2 separate regions of the Homo sapiens genome follow, and region 2 is linked to region 1. Evidence: chromatin contacts called from ENCODE Hi-C data. All regions are on one chromosome and are shown on one strand. The core of a region is the stretch at or near the end of the contact, and the rest is flanking DNA. Distances in the headings are between cores, read along the strand shown.

Region 1 (4,693 bases), core at 352-2,851:
GAGTTACTTAATCCTAACAGCTTTTTGTCATATATGCTCTTTTCAATTAACAGGCATTAAGTATGTGAGAGTCTGCTATTTTTATTAGTTGTAAATGGTCTTCAGTCGAAAAGGTCTTGGATAGTCTTCTTTTCTTATGGGCTTATTTTAAATTGGCACTTACAACCAGTCTACGTCACACATACTTGCTTTATTTGAAATTGTTAAATGGAAATCTCTAAAACATGTGCTTAGAAGCATTTTTGTTCCGAGTGATAGGCCTCCCCAGAAATGAAAATGGCCCTATAATGATGGCAGGCAACTTATGTTTGTATAATCTACAAAGCACTGGCAAATACATCTTATTTTATCTTTAAATATATGCATGTCATTTTAAATCGTTTGTGGAATGAGAAGGAGCATGGGCAAACAAAATTTACAACAACCCATGGAAACAGGAAGTAATACCCGCAATTTTTAAACAAGAAAACCAAGGCTCAGAGAGGTTGAGTGACATAACCAAGGTCACAAAAGTAGTAAGCGGGAGGGCTGGAACCAGAACCCACCTCTTCTGGCCCTGAGTTCCACACGCATGGTATATCTTGTCACAATGTCATGGCTGCTTTGTGCCTGCTTTAACTCTAGGTACAAGGCCCCCAGGACCTTTACATGCTGACAAACATGTATTATATTTTATATAAATGAGGCAAATATTAGAAGACTAATTGTCATGGTGTGACACATTTTAAGCCAAGTATACTTTTCTTCACATCTAATAGTAGAAATAGTAGAAAAAACATTCACACCACAAGTAAACTTGCAAATAATGCAGAATAAGGTGCATTTTTTAAAGCATGCTTTGCAACTCTATCATGGAGCATCAGAAATGACTATTGTTTCCAGTGCATCATTTTCGCTAAAAGTGATCCTTGCTATGAAAATGAAATGAGTAAACCTAGCTTGATTCTCCAGAGAAGTCAAGGAGACCTGAAGGTTAGAAGGATTTCTGACATTCAGCCCACATGAGTGGTCTGAATTACATGAGTAATTCTCTAATCGTCTGAATTTAGGATATTTCAAGATTATTTTATAACATGAATACAGTCTTCTGAGATTTGTGCAAGTCCAAATAGATCATATACACTCCCCTCTGTTGGACACATACAATGGTGACTACAGAACTCATGGATCCCGGGGCATCTAAGCTTGTCTTTGTGCTGTGGGGCTAGGCATGAGGATAGGCAGTTCTGTCAAAACCTACATTTGTGTGTTCTGGAGAGAAATGGTTGATGCTTCACATTTCTATTTAAAAATTCTAAATATTTTAACAAATGTACTTGGCATTCAGAAAAAAAGAAAGGAGGGAAAGAGAAAAAATTAAGAAGAACAAAAAATGGCAAATACCTTAAAATGTAAGATTTAAAACATAAAGGGAAACTGGGGACTATTTCTTTACATACAATTGACATGGAGCTGTAATTTATCTCAACATAAAGTACTTATAATTATATTAAGTACCTTTTGATTCAAAGCATTTATTTTTGAATCATACTTGTTTCACATTTTCTTTACAGTGACCCTGTAAAGACCTTGAAAGCTTTTCTGTAGGTCTGACCCAGAAATGACGCAAACATCTCTCACTTCTCTCTTTTCAACCCACCAATTTACTTTTTTGCAGAAGTACTCTATCTTATTACCACAGCTGTTAATTTTATTCTACCCTTCAAACTTCAGTCATGTGTTGCAGACAAAAAAAGTAAATGAGTACATTTCAAAGAAAAGCTATCCGTATTTTTCATTCACATGAGTTTTCTTCCATACATTTTGACATACTTTCCCTGACTCTTGCTCACACTAAACTCTCCAGAGACCCCTTGACATGGAACAGTCCTATCTGCCTCTCTGATTTCTGACATTTCTAGCAGGGATTGAAGTACAAGTAAGCGTTCAAGAAAACAAATAGTTTTCCAGACATGAAAAAAATTGGACTACAGATGACTGAGAGCATCTGTAGAAGAACACACATTTCTTTGTGTGTTTTCAGTGATTTTGCCTCACTGTCATTTAGTGCTATGGCAGTAACTCTAGTTTTCTACTGAGTGGGAATTTGGCTATTAAAAACATTATAAATGAAATGTATTTGAAGAGACATAGCACATAGTTGCAGGGAAGGCATAGGTGGTCACTGAAAAAAATATAGCAAGAGAAAGAAAACATTCAATAAGCCTATTTATGAACATTTTTTAAAGGTCTGTGGTTCATGTTCATGCTTAATGATGATTCTGGGCCAAGGCTGAACAAAGTGATGGGCCGAGCATATTGTTACATAAATGTGCACAGTGATCTCACTGATTTCCAGCATCAAACACCTGCCCTCTGCTTCTTACTGAACCACGGCAAGGCTATGGGTGTTTTCACTGAGACATTTTAAATTTCAATACCACTGATGTCTAATCTAAATCTCACCATTCTCCATTGTCCACAGATGAAGAACTCCATAAAAGAAGAGAAGACAGAGAGACCTGTAGGGAGATGTAAGAAATGAACAGACAAAGATTAAAAGACTGCAGGGTTGAAGGAAGCTCATGGAAAAATGTGCAGAGATGCATAAAGGAAGGAGAAAAGTGCAGCAAAGCCACATAGAAAAATGGCCAGAAGGGTCACTCTTAGCCACCACCACACAGAGAAATGAACTAAAATGAAAACTCACAACTCAGGAATATGGAATAATAAGCAATCAGAAACATAAATATAAGCAGTTTTATCTATTCATTATTTTTATTCTACTATTAGAATAAATTCATGACTAAATAAAATTATTCAGCAAAATGTAGCTTGAGAGTAAATTTTCATTTGCTTGCATTTCATACACACAAAAAATTTGCATTGTCTGCATCTCATTTTTTCTCATTTTCTAAAGACTTAGAGTTTGTCTTCCAGATACATTACAGTTATCCATATTTATCATGGATAAACACAAACATATTTGTAGGGAAGTTCTAGTGTACAAAAGCAAAATTGGTTTTAAATAAAATACTAACAAAAAACTAAGAACACAAAATATTTTAATAGTAATAAATTAAATTTTACACTGATGTTCAATTCTTGTATCTCTTAGGTTGTTTTTAATTTTTTAAAAAAATTTATTATTTTCCTCAGGATTTGGTCTACACAACACTAAGATAATGCAACATTTCGGTAAACGATTTTTATAATAGTGTTTCTAAGATTCAGATTTACAGCTCAGACAACCAACTACTCACCAAAAGTCTGTTTTCTCTTTCCAAAGTATAAGTTATTTATGAGAAGCAGCTACCAAAACAGACACCACATTTCCCAGCCCCTCTTTTATCTAGGAGGGGCAAGTGACTCATTCTTGCAAACAGAATGTGAGTAGATGTGTCATTGAAGACCAAGGTGGTTAAGTGTGTCACCTTGTGACATTCTTTTCCTGAGTGAGCTAGTTGCAAAGGACCTATAGCATGACAAAGCCACATGATGAAAGGAATACGGGTCACAGAATAAACGTGAAAGCCTACTGGTGGCCAGGGACACCAATAATGGAGTGTTATATAATTTTTAAAAATAAACTTTTGATTGTTTAAAGCCATTGAAATTTTGTGGGTTGTCTGTTGTAACAGCTAGCATTATTCTAACTAATAAAAGAATGAAGGACCTCATTATATCAAGACTTTTTTGTAGCTTTTAATTAGTCTATACAAGACTTAAAGTGGGTCCTCATTAAATTTTATTGTATAGTATATTATTTATGAGACAAGCATATGATATAAAATTATTAAAATGATGTCCTAAATTACAATATCAAATAAAAACTGATTTTCATCTTTAAAAGCTAGGAGAGAAAATAATTATTATTCTTACTTCCCCAAAACAGAGGAAAGATAGACCCCATTGTTTGCTATTTTGAAATTTAAAAATCTGTTGCATTTCTGAAAACTGCCACCCATCCAACAAAGAACAAAGTACAATTGCCTCTTGTTTTGCCCAAGGACTCATAATAAGACAAGCAACGTTAAGTAAATATACTCTTATGCTAAAAACAAGGCAACATAAAATAGATATATATGTTTTGGCATGGTAAATGGGAATGAGGTTCAAAATTCCCTTAGACAGTAAACGCATGTCTTAGAAGGAACTGACAACACTTATACTATACACACACAACCAGGCCCCATCACATTTCTGCTGCATAATAAGAAATGAAACAAGTAAACATGGAGACATTCAATCCCACCAAACGAACTACTGCTTCTACCACCCAAAATTGCCTCCAACATTTCTGACCAAAAAAGGCAAGTGCAACTAATATTGATCATTTCACTTTGATATCTAGTGATCAACTAAACAACTGGCTTTCAAGTAGGGTGCTCTGGGAATTAGAATATAAGATAAGCAATGGGATTATAGACTATCCTGTTCTCACTCATTTCAACCAGATGAGTCCTCTCTTACTAGTTTTATGTATTGACATTCTATCAAAGAAAGATGTGTTCCAGTAGTTGAGGTAGGTTTTAAAATCACTGTTCTAGATGCTCAAAGTCATGTCTTTACATCACTTTGTGGACCCAATGCTGGCTTCCTATAGTTTAAAATATATAGGAATTGGGCCTGGTGCAGTGGCTCACACCTGTAATCCTAGCACTTTGGGAGGCTGAGGCGGGTGGACCTGAGGTCAGGAGTTTGAGACCAGGTT
Region 2 (4,794 bases), core at 898-3,397, 790 kb after region 1:
GCGGGAGGATCACTTGAGCCCGGGGTTCGAAACCAGCTTAGGCAACATAGTGAGACTCTGTCTCTATCAAAAAAAAAAAAAAAAAAAAAGAATCTTGGCTTCCACAACCTCTCTTATCTTAACTCCAAACATTTATCTCTGTTGATTTCAACTCTTTAGGCAAAACTTAACTCTTTCAACCAATTGTCAATCAGGAAATCTTTGAATCCACCTATGACCTGGAAGCCACGCCCAGCGCCCCCCCCCCCGCCCCTACCTCACCCCCGCCCGCCCCAAGGTGTCTCACCTTTCTGGGCTGAACCAATGTAAACCTGACATGTATTGATTTATGTCTCTGGCTGTAACATCTGTCTTCCTAAAATGTATAGAATTACACTGTAACCCAACCACTCTGGGCACATGTTCTCATGACCTCCTGGGACTGTGTCACACAGGTCATGGTCCTCACCTTTAGCTCAGAATAAATCTCTTCAAATATTTTACAGAATTTGGCTTCTTTTTTTTTTTTTTTTTTTTTTTTGGCCAACAATTTATTCACTCAGTCACATCCATTTATTAAGTATCTACCATGTTTCTACCATGTTTTACCTGCTTACTTTTTTTTTTTTTTTTTTTTTTTTTTTTTGAGGCGATATCTCACTTTGTCACCCAGGCTGGAGTGCAGAGGCACTATCTTGGCTCACTGCAACCTCTGCCTCCCAGGTTCAAGCCATTCTCCTGCCTCAGCCTCCTGAGTAGCTGGGATTACAGGTGCCCGCCACCACCCCCAGCTGATTTTTGCATTTTTAGTAGAGATGGAGTTTCACCATGTTGGCCAGGCTGGTCTTGAACTCCTGACCTCAGGTGATCCGCCCACCTCGGTCTCCCAAAGTGCTGGGATTGAGGCCTCCTGCCCGCTTTTTTATATCTCCAAGTGTAACCCATTATACTACTCATATATGGATTATGTGGCCTTCCTATATTCTCTCTTAACACTGTCTATATATCTTTAGCAAAGCATTTATTACTTTCTATTGCAAAAATCCAATTCCATGTGTGTCTTCTAAGTTGACAGTGGACTAGGAGGGAGGAAAGCACCAACAGATCCTTTTCTCCTTTGACTATTCAGCACCTGGCCCAGGTGTTGAGTAAATGAAAGACAGTATGTGTCAAATAAAATAATAAGACTTCACATAATAGCAAAATAAACTCTATTCTCCTAAGGCCTACTCTGAGAGTGAACAGGAAAGATTGGGCACTTGTGAGGAGTTAACAAGTGAACAAACACATTCTCTAACAATGAAATAACAGAGGGCTCTTTAAAATCTACTCTTAGATTTTTTTTTAAGCATTGGAAGGAATGGTAGAGATCATCTGGAGGACTCCACCCAATACTCTGCCCTTTTCTACAGGTAGAAAAATGGAGGTTATAAAATCTCAGCTGGGCAGGGCAGGGTGGCTCATGCCTGTAATCCCAGCACTTTGGGAGGCTGAGGTGTGTGGATTATATGAGGTCAGGAGTTCGAGATCAGCCTGACCAACATGGTGAAACCCTGTCTCTACTAAAAATACAAAATTAGCTGGGTGTGATGGTGCATGCCTGTAATCCCAGCTACTCGGGAGGCTGAGGCAGGAGAATCGCTTGAACCCAGGAGGCAGAGTTTGCAGTGAGCTGAGATCGCATCATTGCACTCCAGCCTGGGCAACAAAAGCAAAATTCTGTCTCAAAAAAATAAATAAAATAAAGACAAAATCTCAGCTGGGCACAGTGGCTCACACCTGTAATCCCAGCACATTGGGAGGCCGAGGCAGGCAGATCACTTGAGGTCAGGAGTTCAAAACCGGCTGGCCAACATGGTGAAAGCCTGTCTCTACTGAAAATACAAAAAATCAGCGCAGCGTGGTGGTGGGCACCTATAATCCCAGCTACTTGGGAGCCTGAGGCCGGAGAATCGCTTGAACCCGGGAGGCAGAAGTTGCAGTGAGCCGAGATCGTGCCACTGCACTCCAGCCGGAGCGACAGAACAAGACTCCATCTCAAAGAGAAAAAGAAAAAGAAATCTGCTTAAAATCCTACGCGTGGTTGGTGACTGAGACATAATTAGAGTCCTAGTTATTGGATACTGTGCCCCTCCCACTCCACATGTGTTGAAAAACAGAGCTGACCAACTGTGCAAGACGGACCCTTCGAGCACTAACTTCTGCTTTCACAAATGCAACTCTCCATTTAAAAATGCAAATCAGAGAAGAAACATCTCATGAGTTCTGCTTCCCTCCCCTCCTCAGTTTGTCATTTATTTGACCTGGTCACATCCGCTTCAGGACCTTTGCATCCTCTCCTCCCCAGTGCAAACATCACATCCCCAGGAAGCCCTTTCTTTATTATTCTCTCTCACACATACCCCGGGCCAAATCAGATTCCCCTCTCTATACCAGCAGGACACCCTGTATTTCTCCTTCATGGGATTTATCACAGCTTGAAGTAACATATTTTTGAGATTGTTTAATTAACATCTGTCTAATATATCCTCCATCAGATTAAGAGTTCATAAATTATGTCTCTAGAGATAAGGGGTATTCTAAAAGCACATCATACCAACCTGGGGGTAGAAATGGGATTGGTGTATTAATATCAAAACTATCCCTTTGAATCTACCCCACCTGCTGCTGTGGGTCCTTCGAACACAATTCCAGACCCCCACCCATCCAGGGTTCTAGGAGTCCCAGCGTATGCCTCCCATGGGCAAACCTGAGCCCTCTCAGCTCTCTAAGACATCTCACATTTCCTCCCTCTGGGGTGCGGCTCCCTGCAGCAATGAGCTGCTGAGGCCTCTGTGCGCTTAAAAGCCACCTTTGTGTTGTCAGATATGGTATCTGGGTTCCAATCACAGAGATTTTAATCAAATAGTTCTTTTGGTTTTTACTCCCAGTCCCTGCTTCCTAGAGCTCAAGACTGGGGTTGGCAAAAAAGAAAAAAAAAGAACTCCCCATCCAATCCTGAAGCAAAGGCTTGGATTATGCTTGGGTGCCTTGACGCCCTTTAATCTTGAGACAAATTCTTTTCCAGAAGCCTTCTTGGTGGCTCATCTAAATAATCCCCAGTACAGCCTACCAAATGAGTCTTCCAGTGACCCCAGGTCCGTGTGCATTAAAGTGAAACAGAAGCCAGGGCATGATAGTGAGACCCCCTCTCTATGAAAGAAAATTTTAACAAGTTAGCTGGGTGTGGTCACATGAGCCCGTATTCCCAGCTACTCAGGAGGCTGAGGCAGAAGGATTGCTTGAGCCCAGGAGTTCAGGTTTGCTATGATGGTGTCAGTGGTGTTCAAACCAGAGCAACTCCGTCTTGAGTGAGGACTAGGAAAATGAGGCTGGGACTTGCTGGGCTGCATTCCCAGAAAGTTAGGTATTCCTAGCCTCTAGGTATTTACAGTTAAGGGAACAGATTGATAACATTTACTAAACAGACCCAGACTTGAGAGTGTCCTGATATCTTGATATCTTCAGAACAAAGGCATTCCGAATTTTGCTTTATTTATTTTATGTTATTTTAATTTTTTTTTTGAGACGGAGTCTCATTCTGTCGCCCAGGCTGGAGTGCAGTGGCATGATCTCAGCTCACTGCAAGCTCTGCTCCTGGGTTCAAGCTATTTTCCTGCCTCAGCCTCCCGAGTAGCTGGGATTACAGGCAGGCACCACCACGCCCGGCTAATTTTTTGTATTTTTAGTAGAGACAGGTTTCACCATGTTGGTCAGGCTGATCTCGATCTCTTGACCTCGTGATCCACCTGCCTCGGCCCCCAAAGTGCTGGGATTACAGGCGTGAGCCACCATGCCTGGCCCAAATTTTGCTTTAAAGATAATGTTGATTCTTGCAAAATATAGTAATTAAGAAAATTAATCCTTTATCACAAACCCTTATATCAGAGCACGTCTCCCCATGATCTTTTTTTATCATATATATATATGAGTATTTTACCTGAGGTGGACGTTTTCCTCCCCTTACTTTAGGGAACGCCCTACTTTGCCTACAGAGTAGCTGTTCTCTCACCACTTTACTTTCTTAGTAAACTTGCTTTTTCTTTGCACTGCAGACTTGCCTTGAGTTATTTCTTGCATGAGATCCATGAACCCTCTCTTGGGGTCTGGATCGGGACCCCTTTCTGGTAACAATGCTGCCACCGCACTCCAGCCTGGGTGACAGCAAGACCCTGTCTCTGAAAAGATTAAAAATAAACATAACAAAAATAAAATATGAAGGGGAACAGAACTCAGTCTGAAGTTTGGACCATTGCTAAATTCAGAGAAAACAGCAGAATGTCAGTGCCTATAGTAATAGAGGAATAGCAAGGTCAAGCCTTTATCCTGGCTCAGAGGAGAAGAGAACCTCCTCTTGCACCCATTCATTCAACAGCTATACTTAAGAGCAAGGTTTTCTGGAAATGGCCTATGCACTGTCACTGAAAATCCCAGCCAAGGTCACTTCATGACTTGCAAATCTTGGCAGAGTCATCAGGAATATGCCCAGGCATATTCATAGCTCCCTGCAGCCTCGACCTCCTGGGTTCAAGCGATCCTCCTGCCCCAGCCTCTCAAGTATCTGGGATTACAGGTATGAGCCACCATGCCTGGCCCCCAATTTTTTAGATGAGGAAATTATTATTATTATCCCCAGTTTACAAAGAGGAAACAGGCATCGAGGACTTAATAATTTGTTGCAAGTCACATATCCTGGAGGTGCAGCCAGGTGATTTCAGAGTGTGTGATCTTAAAACGCTAGGCTAGGCTGTCTCCCCATTTACAGAGGTATGAACC

Evidence for each region. A loop is a pair of places that touch in the nucleus more often than their neighbours do. Pooled maps may share reads with other maps.
Region 2: a loop to region 1 is called in a pooled map, with 3 times the contacts of the local background. The contact joins two enhancer-like sites. A Hi-C loop is called at or near these places in 2 of 37 single-sample maps with no recorded cell type and 3 of 50 pooled maps.

What each region holds. Positions count from the first base shown.
Region 1 is chr4:138,188,915-138,193,607 of GRCh38, forward strand. All of the region lies in intron 6 of SLC7A11 (solute carrier family 7 member 11), which reads right to left. Among named protein-coding and RNA genes, the nearest start is that of SLC7A11, 51 kb to the right of the region's middle. RefSeq lists an enhancer at 1,755-1,814. Within about 2 kb of position 1,602, at least 2 of the 41 ENCODE cell types and tissues checked have a DNase peak (open chromatin) inside an H3K27ac peak, as active enhancers do.
Region 2 is chr4:138,975,469-138,980,262 of GRCh38, forward strand. The region is part of intron 2 of LOC105377448 (a long non-coding RNA gene); the gene reads right to left. Among named protein-coding and RNA genes, the nearest start is that of NOCT, 38 kb to the right of the region's middle. RefSeq lists an enhancer at 1,757-2,578. Within about 2 kb of position 2,148, at least 4 of the 41 ENCODE cell types and tissues checked have a DNase peak (open chromatin) inside an H3K27ac peak, as active enhancers do.